Regions from separate parts of the Homo sapiens genome. Here region 2 is linked to region 1. A link is an interaction called in ENCODE POLR2A ChIA-PET data of the cell type or tissue named here. Cell type or tissue: MCF 10A. All regions are shown on one strand. Links, peaks and the distances in the headings refer to the core of each region. The heading gives the core; the rest is flanking DNA. Region 1 has its middle 30 kb from the start of GPM6B. Region 2 overlaps GPM6B (glycoprotein M6B).

Region 1 (8,662 bases), core at 219-8,218:
TTAGTAGAGATGGAGTTTCACCAGTTGGCCAGGCTGGTCTTGAACTCCTGACCTCAAGTGATTTGCCCACCTTGGCCTCCCAAAGTGCTGGGATTACAGGCACGAGCCCCCATGCCTGGCCTAGATTAACTTTTTTTCAAAGAAGTGAGTTCAATATAGTTTTAATTTATTGGTAAAATGAATCATTACAAATATTTTAAATAACGATACCAATAAAAACAATGCTTTTATTCATTGCATGTCCTAAAGACTACATGTAGTTTCATTGACGTCTTCCATTGACTTTGTGAAAGATATTTAGTATTCTCATTTTTTCAAAGAAGCTGGATATTAAAGAGCTTAAGTATATTGCCCATACTCACATGTATGGTTCAACCAAGGTCCAGACTCCCATCCCCTGGAACCTGTTCTGTCTACTGTGCTACATGGATTTAAGGCTTGAATTAGTAACTTGGCAGACTGACTGTCCAAGAGACAAACATGCTGTTCAAAGTATTTGTCCTAGTCCATTTGTATTGCTATAAAGGAACGCCTGAGGCTGGGTAATTTATAAGAAAAGAGGTTTATTTGACTCACAGTTCTGGAGACTGTACAAGAAGCATGGCACCAGCATCTGCATCCAGTAAAGGCCTCAGGAAGCTTCCACTCATGGCAGAAGGGAAAGGAGCTATCACATAGAGTGTGAGAGAGGAAGCAAGAGAAAGAGGGGAAGGAGGTGCCAGGCTCTTTTTAACAACCAGCTCTCTCAGGAGCTAACAGAGGAAGAACCCACTCACTCCCTTCCACTCAGAGAGGACATTAATGTATTCATGAGGGATTCACCTCCGTGACTCAAACACCTCTCATTGGGCCCCATCTCCAATATTGGCATCAGATTTCAAAATGAGATTTGGAGGGGACAAACATCCAAACTATAGTAGTGTTCCTATATTTTATTATTTTTTGAGACAGAGTCTTGCTCTGTCACCCAGGCTGGAGCGCAGTGATGCCATCTCGGCTCACTGCAGCCTCTCCTTTGTAGGTTCAAGCGATTCTCCTGCCTCAGCCTCCTGAGTTGGTGGGACTACAGGTGCGTGCCACCATGCCTGGCTAATTTTTGTATTTTTAGTAAAGATGAGGTTTCACCATGTTGGCCAGGCTGGTATCGAACTCCTGACCTCAGGTGACCCGCCCCCTCAGCCTCCCAAAATGCTGAGATTACAGGGATGAGCCACCACACCGGGCCTATATTTTATTACTCTCCCCCCCACCCCCAAAATAACATATATTAAAAATGTTGCTTTTGGCCAACTCCCTGATTCTGTTTCTATTCCCTTTTTGCCATCAATTATGGTAGTTATGTTCTAACAAATTGATTTTTACTTTCTTGTGCTGATGACTTTAGCAACTCCTATGTGAAGGTAATTGCTAGTTTTATTGTCTTAACATTATGCTAACTGTTAGTGTAATCCAGAGTAATCAATGGTATCCAGCCTGGAGCTGATTATGTTCAATTGTTTCACCAATCATTTGTCTGTATTTATGATACACCCATGTACACATCTGGCCTCCAGGCAATGGCAATGACTGTGTGTATGAAAGAATCAAGTGAATGTAATGTAAGGCAGTGTGTGATTATGTCAAAATGGATGGGACAGGGTGTTGGTGCCGTAAGAGTTCACAGAAAGCTAAAGTGGTAAGAAAATGCCTTGTGGAAACCCTGATGATTCTATCTTCTTGGCGTCAGCCTACTTTTGAATTCAGCCTACCTTTCTCAAATTCTGTTTCTACCTGGTCCAAGTCACCATCATCTCTGATGTGGATTACTATGCTTACTCCCTATTTCTTCCACATTTATTTTTTTAAACAATTGTATTTGGGTATAATTTACATATTATAAAATTTACCAGAGTATTTCCATCACTCAGTAAAATTCGATGAGCTTATTTACAGTTAGTTCCTATTCCCATCTCTAGTCCCAGGTTCCTTGAGGAACCATGCATCAAGTTTTCATCTCTACTGTGTGCCTGTTTTGGACATTTTATGTAAATGGGCTTACATATGTTCTTTTGTGTCTGGCTTTTTTCTCTGAGCATGGTATTTTTCAGGTTCATCCATATTGTACCATGTATTAGTACTTTGTTTTTATTGCCAGAAAATGTTCCACAGTGTGGATTGACCATATTTTGTTTATCCATGTACCAGTTGATGGATGCTTAGATTCTGTGAACATTCATGTACAAGTTTTTGTGTGGACAGAAGTTTTTATTTCTCTTGAGTATATACCTAGGAGCAGAATTATCATATGATAACTCTTTAACTTTTTGAGAAACTTCCGTATTGTTTCCCAAAGTAGCTGCATCATTTTATATTCAGTGTATGAGGGTTCCTGGTTTTCCACATCCTCACTAACACTTGTTATTGTCTTTTTTCTTATAGCCATTCTAGTTTGTGTAAAGTTGTATTTCATTCCCTCTTTCAGTCTCTAAACAACCGGCAGAATAATTTTTTATTGTTTTTTTACAAATGCATATCTGCTATCTTACACCCTGACTGAATCTCTTTAATGGCTTCCATCACATGTAAAATAAAGTCTAAATAAATTCTTTGACCTGTTGTCACAGGTCGGGTTCCCTAGGAAGTACACTCTGAGATGGAGAGGTTTGTTGAGGATTGCTTTCAGGGTAAACACCTGTAGGGGCATGAAAGAAGCAGGACTGAGCAGAGGGAGAAGTTGGGCTGCAGCATCATCCCAACCAAGGTCTCAGCTTATCCTATTGGAACCTTCAGAGGTGGGAAGGCTCTGCAAGGTTGGCTGGACAAAGGATCTGGGTCTTTATGCACCCATATTGACCAGTCACTGAGTGCCAGATGCCCCTGAGCCAGGGACATGACCATGGGCAAGACGGCTTTCTTCAGTAGAGTACAATCACTAGGAGGAAGTCCTCAGCCACAAGCTGTCATCTGTCAACTTTGCCAGCAGCTGGGGGTATCAGTATATCAGTCCGGAAGGAGGGGAATCTGGGTGATATATTACAGCATCCACTATACCTGAGCTGAGAGCCATCACATTCTGGTCTTCTCGACTTATCTCTTAATACTTCCTTTCTTGCTGTCTGGGCTCTAGCCACACTGCTTTAAATTTCTTTATGTTCTCAAGTTTCTTCCAACCTTAGGATCTTTGCACATACTATTCCTATTGGTTTATGGCCATACCAATTTAAACACCTCCAATCTTATCTAGAAAGTGAGAGCATTTTAAAAATCAGTGTTTAAATCGTATTTGTAAAGTTGCTTGAAAAAGGACTAGGCTATTAGGCTAGTGTTAAAGCTGTCATTTGGAGGGCCTTTTTAGCTTTATTATAAATTCCAATATTGGGAATTGCTCATTTGACATGATGTATAGGAGCCATTTTCTAATGGACCAGCATTAATCCACTTATAGCTGAGTGGCCAACAGATTAGCAAGCACTTCCATTTTCTATAAAGAAATGGATATTGTAAAGGCCTGGGTGATGCTGAGGAGGAGGCTCAATAGGATCATATTTCTTGTATTCAAACTGCAAAAATATAAGTAGGATTAATGTTATGTTAGAGTTTAGATGGAGGTATTAATACATTGCATTTAGAAATAATACACTGAAATCTATAAAGAACAAGAGTATTTGTTTAAAGTAGACTTTGGAGAGAAACTCATTGGTAAATCTTGAAATTTGGTCTCTAAATAATTAAAAGTTGTTTGGATTTTTTAAAAAATTGCCATGTTTCCCTCTTAACTGATTTTCTGCCAAATTTTCCTGTTCAGCACTCAGAACTTGGGCAGCAGTTGGTGTGTAAGGGATGTTTGCACACATATAAGATGGTGTTTTTTCCTTCATCTCTAATGATTTCATAAGGTCTCAGTTCTATATGACATTTGGATTTTGAATTTATAATACCATGTTTATATATTTAACATGGACACATGGCAAGTGCTGGGAATTAAAGCTAAATATAGACTTGTTGACTGAACAATCAAACTATCTGCTTGTCTTAGTCCATTAGTAGTAGTTTCACTGGTATGGTTGATAGAAAGCACTCACCCTCCTCATACGTGCATGAGACGAGGCCAAGAAGTGATTCCTGTGTAAATTGGCAGCCATGACAGTAATGATGTTTGCCTAAAACATGTGTCAGTAATAGGAAAGATGATTAGGCAAAGAAGAAAAAGTTTAAAAAAAAAAAAAAAAAAAAGCTGGCGCAGTGGCTCACGCCTGTAATCCCAGCACTTTGGGAGGCCGAGGCGGGTGGATCATAAGGTCAGGAGATCGAGTCCATCCTGGCTAACATGGTGAAACCCCGTCTCTACTAAAAAAAATACAAAAATTTAGTCTGGCATTGTGGCGGGCGCCTGTAGTACCAGCTACTTGGGAGGCTGAGGCAGGGGAATGGCGTGAACCCAGAGGGCGGAGCTTGCAGTGAGCTGAGATCACGCCACTGCACTCCAGCCTGGGCGACAGAGCAAGACTCCATCTCAAAAAAATGAAATAAAAAATAAAAAAAAAGATGGTCGAGGGAGAGATGCGTATTTGCTCTGAGTGTTCAGAGATTTCCTTACACTTCTCTATATAGATAAGAAAACAAATATGAGCCCACAGTGGGTATAAAGCAACCTTTTTCTAAGAAGTGGACTGGAAATAAGTCTGGTTTTTGGTTCAAGGAGGGCCTGGGAAGTATCCAGCATGATGTCCGGGAACACAGATCAGAAGTAGACAACTGAGCCTAGAAATGCTGGGGTTGAGTGGGAGATGGGATGGATGCATGAGTAGGTGGGTGCGTGGGTGGGAATTCAGAATTTCGTAGAGGAAATGGAAGTAGGGAAAAGGGACAGCACTCAGGTGGGAAACTCAGAGGTTTAGCTGTCACTGGGAGACAGCCAAATGGGAGAGGAAGGGAAAGGTGGAAAATGAGAAAGAGAGAAAGGAATGCAGAATGGAGAACGGGGTTTTGGCATTCTTTTCTGTCCTTACTTGTTCTACCTGTGATAAAGAACCCATCAGTTTGGACACAGTGTCCCTTCATGGCCTGGCAAGAATCCTCAGTAGGACACAACCTCCTACGTGGGAGTGGTGATTCAGAGGAAACACATGGTGAGGATAATTAATTTGGAGGTTGACCATGTTCTGTGTGGGTGTTTACCTCTTTCAGAACATGTAGCTGAAAGTTCAGCGTGTACTATTGAAAAGCTTTCTTGCAACGTTGCTGGCTGTCCTTGGTCTTGAGACTAAAGCATCCCATAGAAGTGGTGGAACGCTAAAGATTGAAACAAACCACTGAAAATTGATTTATAAATATATAACTAGTTGTAAGCTGAAGACTAAAGCATCCCATAGAAGTGGTAGAATGCTAAAGATTGAAACAAACCACTGAAAATTGATTTATAAATATATAACTAGTTGTAAGCTGAAATCTAAATAACTTTTTAAGTTAAATATATATACAAAAATATTAGAAGAAGGAGAATTTTCACTCTCAACTCATTCTTGCATAGAAAAATAAAATCTATCATCTCTGTATATTAGAAGCATTTTGTTTTTGGAAGAGGTTGTTGGAATAGGTTATATGGAAGGCCATTTCATTCAAATGAACAAAAATTACGTGAGATGGAAATTGGCAAATTTATCCCAAGTAAATACTGAAAAACCTGGAAGCCTTTCAGGTGCTCAGATTTCCACTATAGAAAAGAAAACATTCTGGCCAGGTGCAGTGGCTCATGCCTGTAATCCCGGCACTTTGGGAGGCCCAGGTAGGTGGATCACCTGAGGTCAGGAGTTTGAGACCAGCGTGGCCAACCTGGTGAAACCTCATCTCTACTAAAAATACAAAAATTAGCAGGGCATGGTGACGTATGCCTGTAGTCCCAGCTACTCGGGAGGCTGAGGCATGGGAATCGCTTGAACCCAGGAGATGGAGGTTGCCGTGAGCCAAGATCACACCACTGCACTCCAGCCTGGGCAACAGAGCGAGACTCCGTCTCAAAAAAAAAAAAAAAGAAAAAGAAAAAACGTTCTGAAAATAAATAAAAAGAAACATTCTGGCACATATTAGAAGGTACCAGAGTAAGAGAGGCAAGATAAATCCCAGCTTTGTTGGTCATACTGCATATCAAAAACAATGAATTGTCTTTTCTGTTTTCTTATTTTTGTTTAGAGCATAGTCAGTGGTTCAAGAACTCTAAGCCATAGATAGCTCAGACACTAGGAAAGATGTTGGCTGACTTTGAGGGGGAACCACTTGTAGCTATAGACAACCAGAAAATGCTGTGGTCCATACCATGAAATATTTTGTCTTACTGAAGTTTGAAGATCCTTCCAGATCCCGGCATTGATCTGGAGAATGATATTCTCCACATACTTGGGCTCCAAGTCTTTGTGTCCAGGGCTTGGCAATTACCTTATTGTATCCAGTGGAATAATAATTTTGATGCTATTTGTTCAAATAATTCTGAATGTACTAAATGGATGACATTGTTAAATGGGACATTTGGCTGTTACAGGATGTGTGTGTGATTGATTAAAGCAAATTTTAACTGTCAGAAGATGAAGGCACTAAAAGTTTTTGCCATCTAACAAGCATCAGTCAGATATGAAAATAGGTGTTTCCAGTCACTTTTATTAATAACATAATCAACATTTGTGCTAAACTAGAGTTCTTTCAAAATGGAATTTGGCAATGCCAAAATAGCCAAAACTACAAAGCTACCGTGTGGTACTGGCCTAAGAATGGACATATAGATCAATAGGATATCATTGAGAGTCCAGAAATAACCCTTATGTTTATAGTCAATTGATTTTCATCAAGGATACTAAGACAATTCAGTGGGGAAAGAATACTCTTTTCAATAAATGGTGCTGGGACAATTGGATATCCACATGTAAAAGAATGAAGTTGCACCCCTACCTCATATACACAAAAATTAACTCACGATGGATCATAGACCTAGATGTAAAAACTAAAATTATAAAACTGTTAGAAGAAAACACAGGAGTAAATCTTCATGACCTTGGTTTAGACAGTGGTTTCTTAGATGCAACAATAGCAACAAAGGAAAAGAATAGATACATTGGACTTTATCAGAATTAAAAACTATTGAGCTGCAAAGGACACCATCAAGAAAGTAAAAAGAGAACTCACAGAATGGGAGAAAATATTTAAAATCATATATCTAAGAGACTTGCATCCAGAATATATTAAAATTAATAATAAGACAACCCAAAATAAAAATAAAGGATGTGATAGGCATTTCTCTAAAAAATTTACAAATATCCAATAAGCTTATGAAAGATGTTCAACATCATTAGTTGGGAAATGCAAATTGAAACCACAATGAGATATCACTTCACACCCACTATCATGGCTGAAATCAAAAGACAGTAAATACATGTTGGTGAGGATGTGGAGAAACTGAAACCCTCACATGCTACTAGTGGGAACGTAAAATGGTACAGCTGCTTTGGAAAACATAATGGCAGTTTCTCTAATGGTTAAATATAGGATTACCATATGACCCAACAATTCTACTTTCAGGTATATACCCAAAAGAAATGAAAACTTGTGTTCACACAAAAGCTTGTACATGAGTGTTCATAGTAGTAGTGTTCATAATAGCCAACAGGTGGAAACAACTCAAATGTCCATCAACTGATGAGTGGATCAACAAAATGTGGTATATCCTGCAATGCAGTATGATTCAGCAATAAAAAGAAAGGAAATACTAACACATGCTACAGCATCAATGACCCTTGAAAACATTAAGTAAAAGACTCCAGTCACAAAGGACTACATATCCATGTGTCCAGAAAAGGCAAGTTTATGGAGAAAGTAGAAAGTTTATGGAGAAAGCTCCTAATGGTTGCTTTGAACCAGAGTTGAGGGGTGAGGGTAGGGTAGGGAGGAATACAGATTGACTGCTAATGGGATCTTTTAGTAGGGACTGAAGTGTTCAAAATTAGATCGTGTTAACAGTTGCGATCATATATTTTGAACAAGTGGAAAGGGGGGAATATATTAAAAATTGTACACTTAAAATGGTGAATTGTATGGTATGTCAATGATAATAAAGGTGTTTGTTAAAAAAATGAGTTTTGGCTTCATCGTAATCAGTGAAAGAAATATGTTGAGTAAATATTAATACATTATTTTATGCTGTGTCCATTGACTCATATTTTAATCTGGGAAATATGCATCTTTAATTACTGCCATTGTGTGCTTAAGGCTGATGTGTTTGGGTAGCTTTTAAAAAATTTTTTTTCTTTTAAAAAATTTTTTGTAGACATGGGGGCCTCACTATGTTGCCCAGGCTGCTCCTGAACTCCTGGCCTCAAGCAATCCTCCCATCTCAGCCTCCCAGAGCACTAAGTTATAGGCATGAGCCACCAGGTCTGGCCACAGATCTTTTTGACAATGGAAATGGTTGTTCTTTGATCAGGTCAATAAAATAATTACTGCTGGCAGAGGGATGTGCCTCCTGTTCAATGTGGAGGTCATTAGGGGCCCCTGGGCTTCATAAACCACAGGGGGAAATTGAGAACTACTTAGTGTTTCTATGCACTGAGCTCCTACCGACGTAATGTGTTAGGTGTCTAAATTTGCACTTTATGATATATTTCGCCAAATTTTCTCTCCCTGGCAATGAAGTGATGTT
Region 2 (8,662 bases), core at 281-8,280, 68 kb after region 1:
ATGCCAAGTTCCCACTATAGAAGGAGGTAACTTTCATGTGGTCTCAGTGCTCCCCTTTGGTTGTCTTTAAATATGGATCATAGCCATAAAGACATACATGAACCATGGAAAATCGTCCTGATCCTTCTGTAAATACTTACCAGTACCTGCTGTACAGAGCGCCTAGCTGGGCTTTGCTAGCCACTAGAGGTGCAAAGATTAAAACACAGGCTGCTTTCTCAAGCAGCTTATAGTCTAAGACAGGGGTTAGCAAACTAGGGGCTGTGGGCCAAATTTGACCTACTACCTGTTTTTGTACAGCTCAAGAGCCAAGAATTTTTTTTTTTTTCTTTTTTTTTTTTTTTTGAGACGGAGCATCACTCTGTCTCCAAGGCTGGGGAGGGCAGTGTCGCGATCTCCACTAACTGCAACCTCTGCCTCCCGGGTTCAAGCGATTCTCCTGCCTCAGCCTCCTGTACAAGTCAGGGGAATGGTTACTTTTGTAGGGGAAGGAGGCAGCTGTTAAATAAAATGCCTGTGGAAAGCAGAGGGAAAATAGCCACAAATAGTGGGAATCCTCCTCCAAAGGAAAAAAAAACCAAAAACATCTCCTCACAGCTTTAAAATGACAGCTTTCCCCCTCACTTCTACCCATCAAGTTTCAAAAATAGAGGTCTAGTTTCCACCAGGGCACAGCATTAAGTCATCCACTGCCTGATGTTTAACATATTTGGATCCTTTGAGCATTGGTCAGGACACAGTACATGGTGGAGAGGAGAGGAGCTTGTTTGTACTTGAGCTAGTGGCACTTCACCTAGAGATGGGGACACTGTGAGGGATCCACAGCCCACCTAGCATGGCCCGCTTTTAGCTCTTATGTCAGATTTTGTTGGAGAAAGTCGAAAGCCCCCTTAGACTGGAGAGGAGCTTGACCATCTTGCTTGATTTCATTGCCAGTCATTCATGCGCTGTCTGCATCTCTGGCCACTGGCACCTCATGTGCTTCCGTTTCATCCATACGCTTAACAGATCACAATGCTGACCTGCCTTGGAGGGTGTGAGGAAGATGCAGGTGACGGGGCAGGGCTGAGGATGCTGGGGACAGAAACAGGACAGAAAGTCATGTGAGGTGGAGAAGGTGGATGAGATCTGCCCGCTAGGGAAGCAAAGCTGCCACTCCATCACCAAAGGCCTTTGTCTCCTCAGTCCTGTGAACCCAAAAGTATCTGAAACAGGTATCAGCCAATTTAGAAAGTTTATTTTGCCAAAGTTAAGGATGCACCCATGACACAGCCTCAGGAGGTCCGGACAACATGGGCCCAAGGTGGTCAGGGCACAGCTTGGTTTTATACATTTTAGGGAGACGTGAGACATTTATCAATGAATGTAAGATGTACATTGGTTCCGTCCAGAAAGGTGGGGACAACTCGAAGCAGGGAGGGGGCTTCCAGGTCACAAGTAGGTGAGAGACAACTGGTTGCATTCTTTTGGGTCTCTGATTAGCCTTTCATTGAATATACAATTCACATGGGAGAGGAGGGTAGAGGAATAGTCACTTATGCCTGGTCTGGCTTGGTGAAAAGACAGGGCAGAGGAAGCAATCAGATATGCATTTGTCTCACATGAGCCTCAGAGGGATGACTTTGAGCTCTGTCCTTTGTCCACGAGGAATTTCCTTGTGGGCAAATTGTGAGGGAGGTATGTAGCTTTATCTTTGTGCTATCTTGTTTAGGAATAGAATGGGGGATTTGCCTGTCGCAGTTCCCAGCTTGACTTTTCCCTTTGGCTTAGTGATTTGGGGGTCTGGAGATTTTTCTTTCGTAGTCCTGTGTGGGAGGTTTGTGCCCAGGAACTCACTGAGGAAGCAGCTCTGGACGCTAGAGGCCTCCATGACAGGGCCAGCTCGCAGCGGGGACCTCTGGGAGGGGGACAGTGGCCTTCCCTCTGGAGTCCTGGCCTCTGACAGAAGGGAAGGCTCACTGAAGCCAAGAACCACCAGCTCCCTCCTGCTCAGGTCCTGTTTTCTTTTGAAGGGAAAGAAACCTAGTCTGGAGCAGCAGTGGGAGGAAGTGGGAGGTGGAACTGCTGAAATCTGCTTCTCTGAATATTTTTGGAGATGCAAATGCTTCCTTGCAGTGCAAGGGAAAGTGTCTCGTTTCTGCAGTTTCCTGGCATTGTGACCATCAGGAGGTGGCCTCCAACCGCCCAGGTATCTCCTGCAGCACAGAAAGTTAGGGGTGACCATCAGGTCTCCACCATCAGCTTCAAAATAGAAAAGCCAAACTAGCACTCCACACCCTCTGTGGGCGCGCCTTCTGAGAACACAAATACCACGTTTTTGAGGCCGCCTCACAAAGCTCTCTGAAAAGTGGTCAAGGCAGAGGAAAGCCAAGCAACGGGATTCTATTCTTCCTGGATTGCCCATGACAGTGTGTGGGTGAACACCTGAAGCTTTTTCCCTAAGCCGTTGCTTTGCTTGCAAAGCTGCTGTGAATCTTAGAGACAAAAGAAAAGTAGAGGAAAATGAGAATTTTATAGATCGAGCATTAAGCTTGTATTCGTGATTATTTGAAACTTTTGGTAATTTTGCAGAATCAGGAAACTAGCAAAGTTCTTTTTGAGAGGGCTTCTTGTGGCAATTGCTATTCTCTGTGAGCCAACCTGTTACGAAAAATAAAGGTAACTTTTGAGAAATTAATATGAAGTTATAATTCAGTGGTATATGGAATACATCCAGAATCTATCCCATGTTAAGTAGCATGTTCTGCATTTTCAGAACGGCTATTTAGAAAGAGCACCTCTTGAGAGGCTGCCACTGATTAGCTCTGTGACCTTGGATGAGTGAGATCACCTCTTGGGGTCTCCTGTCCTTGTTAGTTAAGAGTGACCCGAAAGGCCCTGACATTGCTTCGGGCACTCCAATTCTAGATCCTCTAGCTCTGGGGAATGTGGCTGGCTCTTACTTCCCCTGCTCCCGTGCTGGCTTTTCCTTCTTGCTACCAATGCCGGGGCGAGGGTCCCCACAATGTGTTCCACAGGTCAGTATTGGGCCTGAAAATGCACAATCCTTCCACTTAGGGGACACACATCTACCTGTTTCAGTGATGATTGTCCTTCCTCTTGTTTTGGCCTAGTTCGTTTTCCTCACCTATGTGCTTGGAGTGGCCTGGCTGGGTGTGTTTGGTTTCTCAGCGGTGCCCGTGTTTATGTTCTACAACATATGGTCAACTTGTGAAGTCATCAAGTCACCGCAGACCAACGGGACCACGGGTGTGGAGCAGATCTGTGTGGATATCCGACAATACGGTACTTCCTTCTAATTCACCCCTCCCCCAGTTATTTCATTATCCTCTCGTGCATATGTCTGGACCTAATTATTACATGCGCATCCTTTTAATTGTCATGATCTGTTTCATCCCTTCTATTAGAGTAATTTTATACTTTTCCCTTCAATATGCTATTTTCTGGGTGGAAACTTCAGGGAGGCTTTTAGCTTGCTAGGTATCAAAATTTCGTTATATTTTCATGTTAAGTGTGTAGTGAAAGAAGCTTTTCTTAATATGAAACTACTTTATAATGCAGTTCAATCAAAAAAGACTTCTGGATCTCCGCTACAAAAAGATTGTATTTTTTCTTTATTTTCAGTTTTATAACATCCAACTTTCCATTCAAAATAATATTGCACACATTGTATAATTCAATTAATTTGCACATCCAACTCCTCAAATCTGGTCTTTTTAAAATGACCAACTGCTTAAACTTCATCTGTATTGAAAAATACAACATTAGATCCAGCCATATTTTAAAGTCATCAGAACATACTCTATAAATCATTATCAGCTGTTAGAAACCAGTTCAAACATTTTCTAATGAGTGAGATCCTTACAATGGGGATCTAAGGTTGGTTCATTGTGACAAACCCCAGAAGAGACCACTGGCTCCTCCTGTCAGTTAATTTGGGACTTGACTTCGCTGCTGAGTAAGAGAGGGCAGCTGAGTAAGAGGGCAGCATCCTGAGGGAGGAGTCTAATTACTGCTTCCAGCCACCATGGTAGGAAATCTTTTCTTGGCAGAAACAACCGGGGGTGGGGGGGAATAGCTTTCATCAGAATTGAAGAGGAAATAACTGTCCTTCCAGAGCTTTTCTGAAGAGAGATGACTATTTCATTTTTGCTGTTTTTCTCATGTGGCTTAGTCTCAACATCTTACCTTACAACATAATACTAAATTTGCTTGAAACTACCTATCAGACTAACCTCTTCTCACAAAGACCAAGGCTGAACAACACTGTTCTTTATGATAGAGCTAAAAACGGAGCCTAAAGTTGGCTGTTAAAGTTATTTGTAAATGAATATCTAAATGTATATCATTCTCCTATTCCTTAAAAGTAAGTGTTTTGCCACAAATTTTTGGTAATCAGCAATCATCTTTTTAAATCCTCTATATTTGCCTATTTATTGTTATAGTTACTGGTTTCACTGATAATTTGGGGTAATTTCCCATGCTTCTGAAGTATAAAGATGTACTCTTGGCCCGTGTCAAGGATGAAAGGAATAAGGATTTTTTTTCTTCTAATACTCCTTTCCTTAACCTCCTAGGAGTGTTTAATATTTAAGCACAAACTTATGCATTAAAGGGGAAAAAAAGCAGCAGCCCACTGGACAACTGTCATTGCAGAGGAGCCTCAGGGTTTAAGTGAGAGAGAAATCATAGACTCTGCTTGTCCCACCCTCTGGGGTAAAGGACAGTAGTGTTTTTTCTTTTTAAAAAATTTCCGGCCACGCACGATGGCTCATGCCTGTAATCCCAGCACTTTGGGAGGCTGAGGCGGGTGGATCACGAGGTCGGGAGTTCAAAGACCAGCCTGGCTAAGATGGTGAAACCCCGTCTCTACTAAAAATACAAAACTTAGCTGGGCATGGCGGCAGGCACCTGTAATCCCAGCTAGTTGGGAGGCTGAGGCAGAGAACTGCTTGAACCCGGGAGGTGGAGGCTGCAGTGAGCCAATATTGCAGCACTCCACTCCAGCCTGGGCGACAGAGCAAGACTGTCTCAAAAAAAAAAAAAAACAAACCAATTTGATTTTCAGTCCAAAAATATTTTCTAATACGTTTATAAGACATAATAAAAATGAATATAAAAACAAAGACAAAGTACAAATCCAGAGTTTTTTATTGGATTCCCACAAACATAAATTACTCCGTCAAATTGCCATGAAAGTTTGAGTGTATACTTGCAATTTTGGAACTTAACTCCTGGCAGACCAGTAACAGAGCTTGGACAGCAAGGCCACAGACCACAGCATTCATGAGGAAATGTATTTTGACCTCAATGTGATAAAATGCTTTATGAGGGGGTTGTCCTGCAGTAACTATAGGGAAAGCCTGGCTTTGAAAATTAATGTTTACAAATATGAACTTCCAAATGTGAACCCTCACTGAATAAAGCACAATTTGTAGGGGAAAAAAATATCAGGCTGTTTAAATCTCTTATGGACTAGTTGGCTTTGCTTTTGGCCTATTGTTCAAATGGGGCTATTTATTCCAAAATGCTTGTTCTGCAGACAGCAGATCCATCAATTCTTAATGAAGAACATAGCCTACAATTACACTGTAACTGGCATCCGAAGTGGTGGGGTCTGTTAAGAACATGAGGCGCTATAGTTTGTACTAACATCCTATTGGGGTTCATTTTACAGGTATCATTCCTTGGAATGCTTTCCCCGGAAAAATATGTGGCTCTGCCCTGGAGAACATCTGCAACACAAACGAGGTAAACTCATCACAGTTCAGAATAACCCTTGAGTATTAGGCTGAGAAAAAAGGGTTCTCCCAGCTGTAGAAAGAGCGAGAGAGATGGTTAAAATGCCATTAAGGAAAGCTCCTTGTTTAGAATCTTTAAGATAGAGCTATATGTAACCATCACTATTCAGCCATTTTTGACCTACAAAAATGGTCACTTCATATGGTCCAACACATTTGGTGAGAATCCTTAAGAAGTGGAGGGCTTTTCCTTTGGGCAATAATTTAGAGGTGATCCCAAACCTAGAAATCTAATAATATATCTAGATTCTTCTCTCACCTCTTCTACTTCTACTCTTTCTACTTTGAAAGATTTTCAAAGTAGAACACCTGTCACAGAACGGATGTAAGTTAATTTTCATAGAGGAGTCCCTCTATTTCATAGAGGAATTTGTGTATATACCCAACTTTTAATAAATGAGGCCACAGTTAATCATTTATATTTCTGGAATGACTTGCTACTTCTCTAATTCTCATTCGTCCTTACTAGGGAGTGTGTCCTAACAATTTGGTTTAAATTGTCTCAGCCCTAGAACATTCTTCAGTCATTGGCTTGTAACTGTTTATAAAGGAAAATTCTTAAATGCATTCGTAGGTGCTTGTATATTTAAGAAAATCCTGGCAAGCTTTTAAGAAGCAGTGAGTTACAGAAATAATCAGCTCCTACCCTATCTGACTTGTCAATTTGTATATCCATAATATGCAGTGGCTTGAAGCAGGGCTCCCCACCGTGGCTGCATGTTACAGCCATCAAGGCAGCACTATGTTATACTGATGGCTGAGGCCCAGCCCTTAGGTATTCAGATTTAATCGATTTGGGGGGCAGTCTGGGCATCAGAAAGTTTTTAAAGCTCCTCGGGTGATTCCACCATGAGGCCAGAGCATGAAGAGAAGGCAGGCCTGTGCCCAGTCTTGCAGAGAAGAGCTGCAAAGGAGACAGATGAAGCAGCACCCCACAATGAGTGTAGGCCATTTCATTTAACATCAAATGCTTATGTTGATGCCCTGTTCTTTTGTAGTTCTACATGTCCTATCACCTGTTCATTGTGGCCTGTGCAGGAGCTGGTGCCACCGTCATTGCCCTGGTGAGTAATGGCCCCAAGACCACCCTAGTCTAGCCTCCTCCCTCCAGCTTCTAAATGACAGATTTCCCTTCCAGCTTTTACCAGCCTATTGAAGCCAATGATTCTGGCACTCAACCTTGGTTAACTGGCGCCTGTGTTAACTTACCACATGTAGTTTACAGAAAGTATTAGTTGGTTGCCTTGGCACTGATTGTAGGTGATGTAATTTGGACTCTGGAAAGAAAAGAGGGTATCAACACCTATCAACTAGGCCTAGCATATTACCTTGTTGCACTGAGCACTTAGCTTCATGACTTCAGTCGCAGACAGATGCAATGCTCACGTGAGGCATTACCCATTTCTTTGCCAAGGGATATTAATTTACAAGTGGAGATATGCACATATACATACATTTATATAGTCACTCATACAGGGTAGCTGTGTTCCATAAAGTCACCTCAAGCAATGAATTAGCGAATGCTGGACCACTGCTCCTAGGGGAAATACATGGCTAGGTTTCTGTGAGCCTCTGGTCACATCATTTTCAGCAACCTATCAACACATAAGCTTGTTTCGTGTGTTTCTGTGTAAATACACCGTATTTAATATATATTGTTGATTCCTTAATATTGAATTCATGGCCAATAGCTCTATCCCTATGCCTGAATGAAGCTTCTCTAATGAACATTTTCTCTGGTCAGGCAGTTTGCAACCTTCTTGCACTTAGGGACTCTAGACAGCACTGCAGCACTATGCTTGGGAGCCATTTTAAGCAGCAAAATCACCCACAAAATGCACAAAAATGTGAAAAACGTGGCACTAAATATACTTCGAGTATACTTATTTACAGTCTGAGAGCTGAAACAAGAAGGCAGAGTATTGCCTTGTTCAGCCTCAGCTGGGAATGTGCATACCGGGCAACTCAACTTTCACCGCTCTGCACATGTCTGCTAATAACTGCGAAAGAAGTGCCTCAAGTATTAAGGATTACAAATGAATCTTAGCAAGTAGGCAGTCACAAATGTGGAATCTACAAGTAATGAAAATCAACTGTATAAATACACGCTCTTATGTATGTATGTTTGTATACATGTAATTTTGGAGGGCTTGGTTTGTGATTTCAGGAAAACCAACTAAGATTGGTAGAGCAAGGGAAAAATCTCAGCTGCTTGTAAATTATTCATTCCCAGTTTTTCTGACCATTAAATCCCCTTAGAATCTATGAAAAAAACCACCTTTAAAATCATGGGGTGACCTGTTCTTTTGGTTGAGCAACAGGGAGGAAAGATAACTGCCTGCTGCTGAGCAGGTGGTTTTGGAAAGATGAGAGGATTAAGGCATTTAGCTTCATCCTTCTCATGCTGTTGACCCAGCTCTCTGTCTTGTTATTCTTGAAACGCATCCAAGTCCTTTTAGTAAACTCACTGAGGGCAGAACCAATGACTTACATTGTACATGTGTGATGAGAAAAAGTTTGTGTGTGCTAGATAGGAAAATTGTCTGTTGTGATTTTAAGTGGGAAAAAAACACCTTAGACTATGAGCAGGCACCCGTCCCCACCCAAGTTTAGAAGTGTCATGGCATCGGCCCTCACTGCCTGTATCTTACTGTCCTGTTTTGTTCTCTTCCACCAGCTGATCTACATGATGGCTACTACATATAACTATGCGGTTTTGAAGTTTAAGAGTCGGGAAGATTGCTGCACTAAATTCTAAATTGCATAAGGAGTTTTAGAGAGCTATGCTCTGTAGCATGAAATATCACTGACACTCCAGACTAAAGCAGAGTCTAGGTTTCTGCAATTTTGTTACAGTAATT

What was found. ChIA-PET counts read pairs that join two places held together with the same protein. Peaks named below come from ENCODE experiments on the same cell type or tissue, not always from the same donor. Only the 100,000 strongest peaks of a DNase experiment are listed, where the experiment ranks them.
Region 2: POLR2A ChIA-PET joins it to region 1 with 7 read pairs; 3 of 35 experiments call an interaction of 5 or more read pairs at or near these places.

The regions. Positions count from the first base shown.
Region 1 is chrX:13,842,341-13,851,002 of GRCh38, reverse strand. It overlaps a transcript of GPM6B not described here. Among named protein-coding and RNA genes, the nearest start is that of GPM6B, 30 kb to the right of the region's middle. In MCF 10A, for the core only: no CTCF peak of the experiment used is centred there; a DNase peak (open chromatin) is centred at 5,012.
Region 2 is chrX:13,774,441-13,783,102 of GRCh38, reverse strand. It overlaps GPM6B (glycoprotein M6B), which reads left to right. Exons shown (of 8, transcript NM_001001995.3): 5 at 3,114-3,285; 6 at 5,678-5,751; 7 at 6,800-6,865. Among named protein-coding and RNA genes, the nearest start is that of GPM6B, 38 kb to the left of the region's middle. In MCF 10A, for the core only: no CTCF peak of the experiment used is centred there; a DNase peak (open chromatin) is centred at 3,982.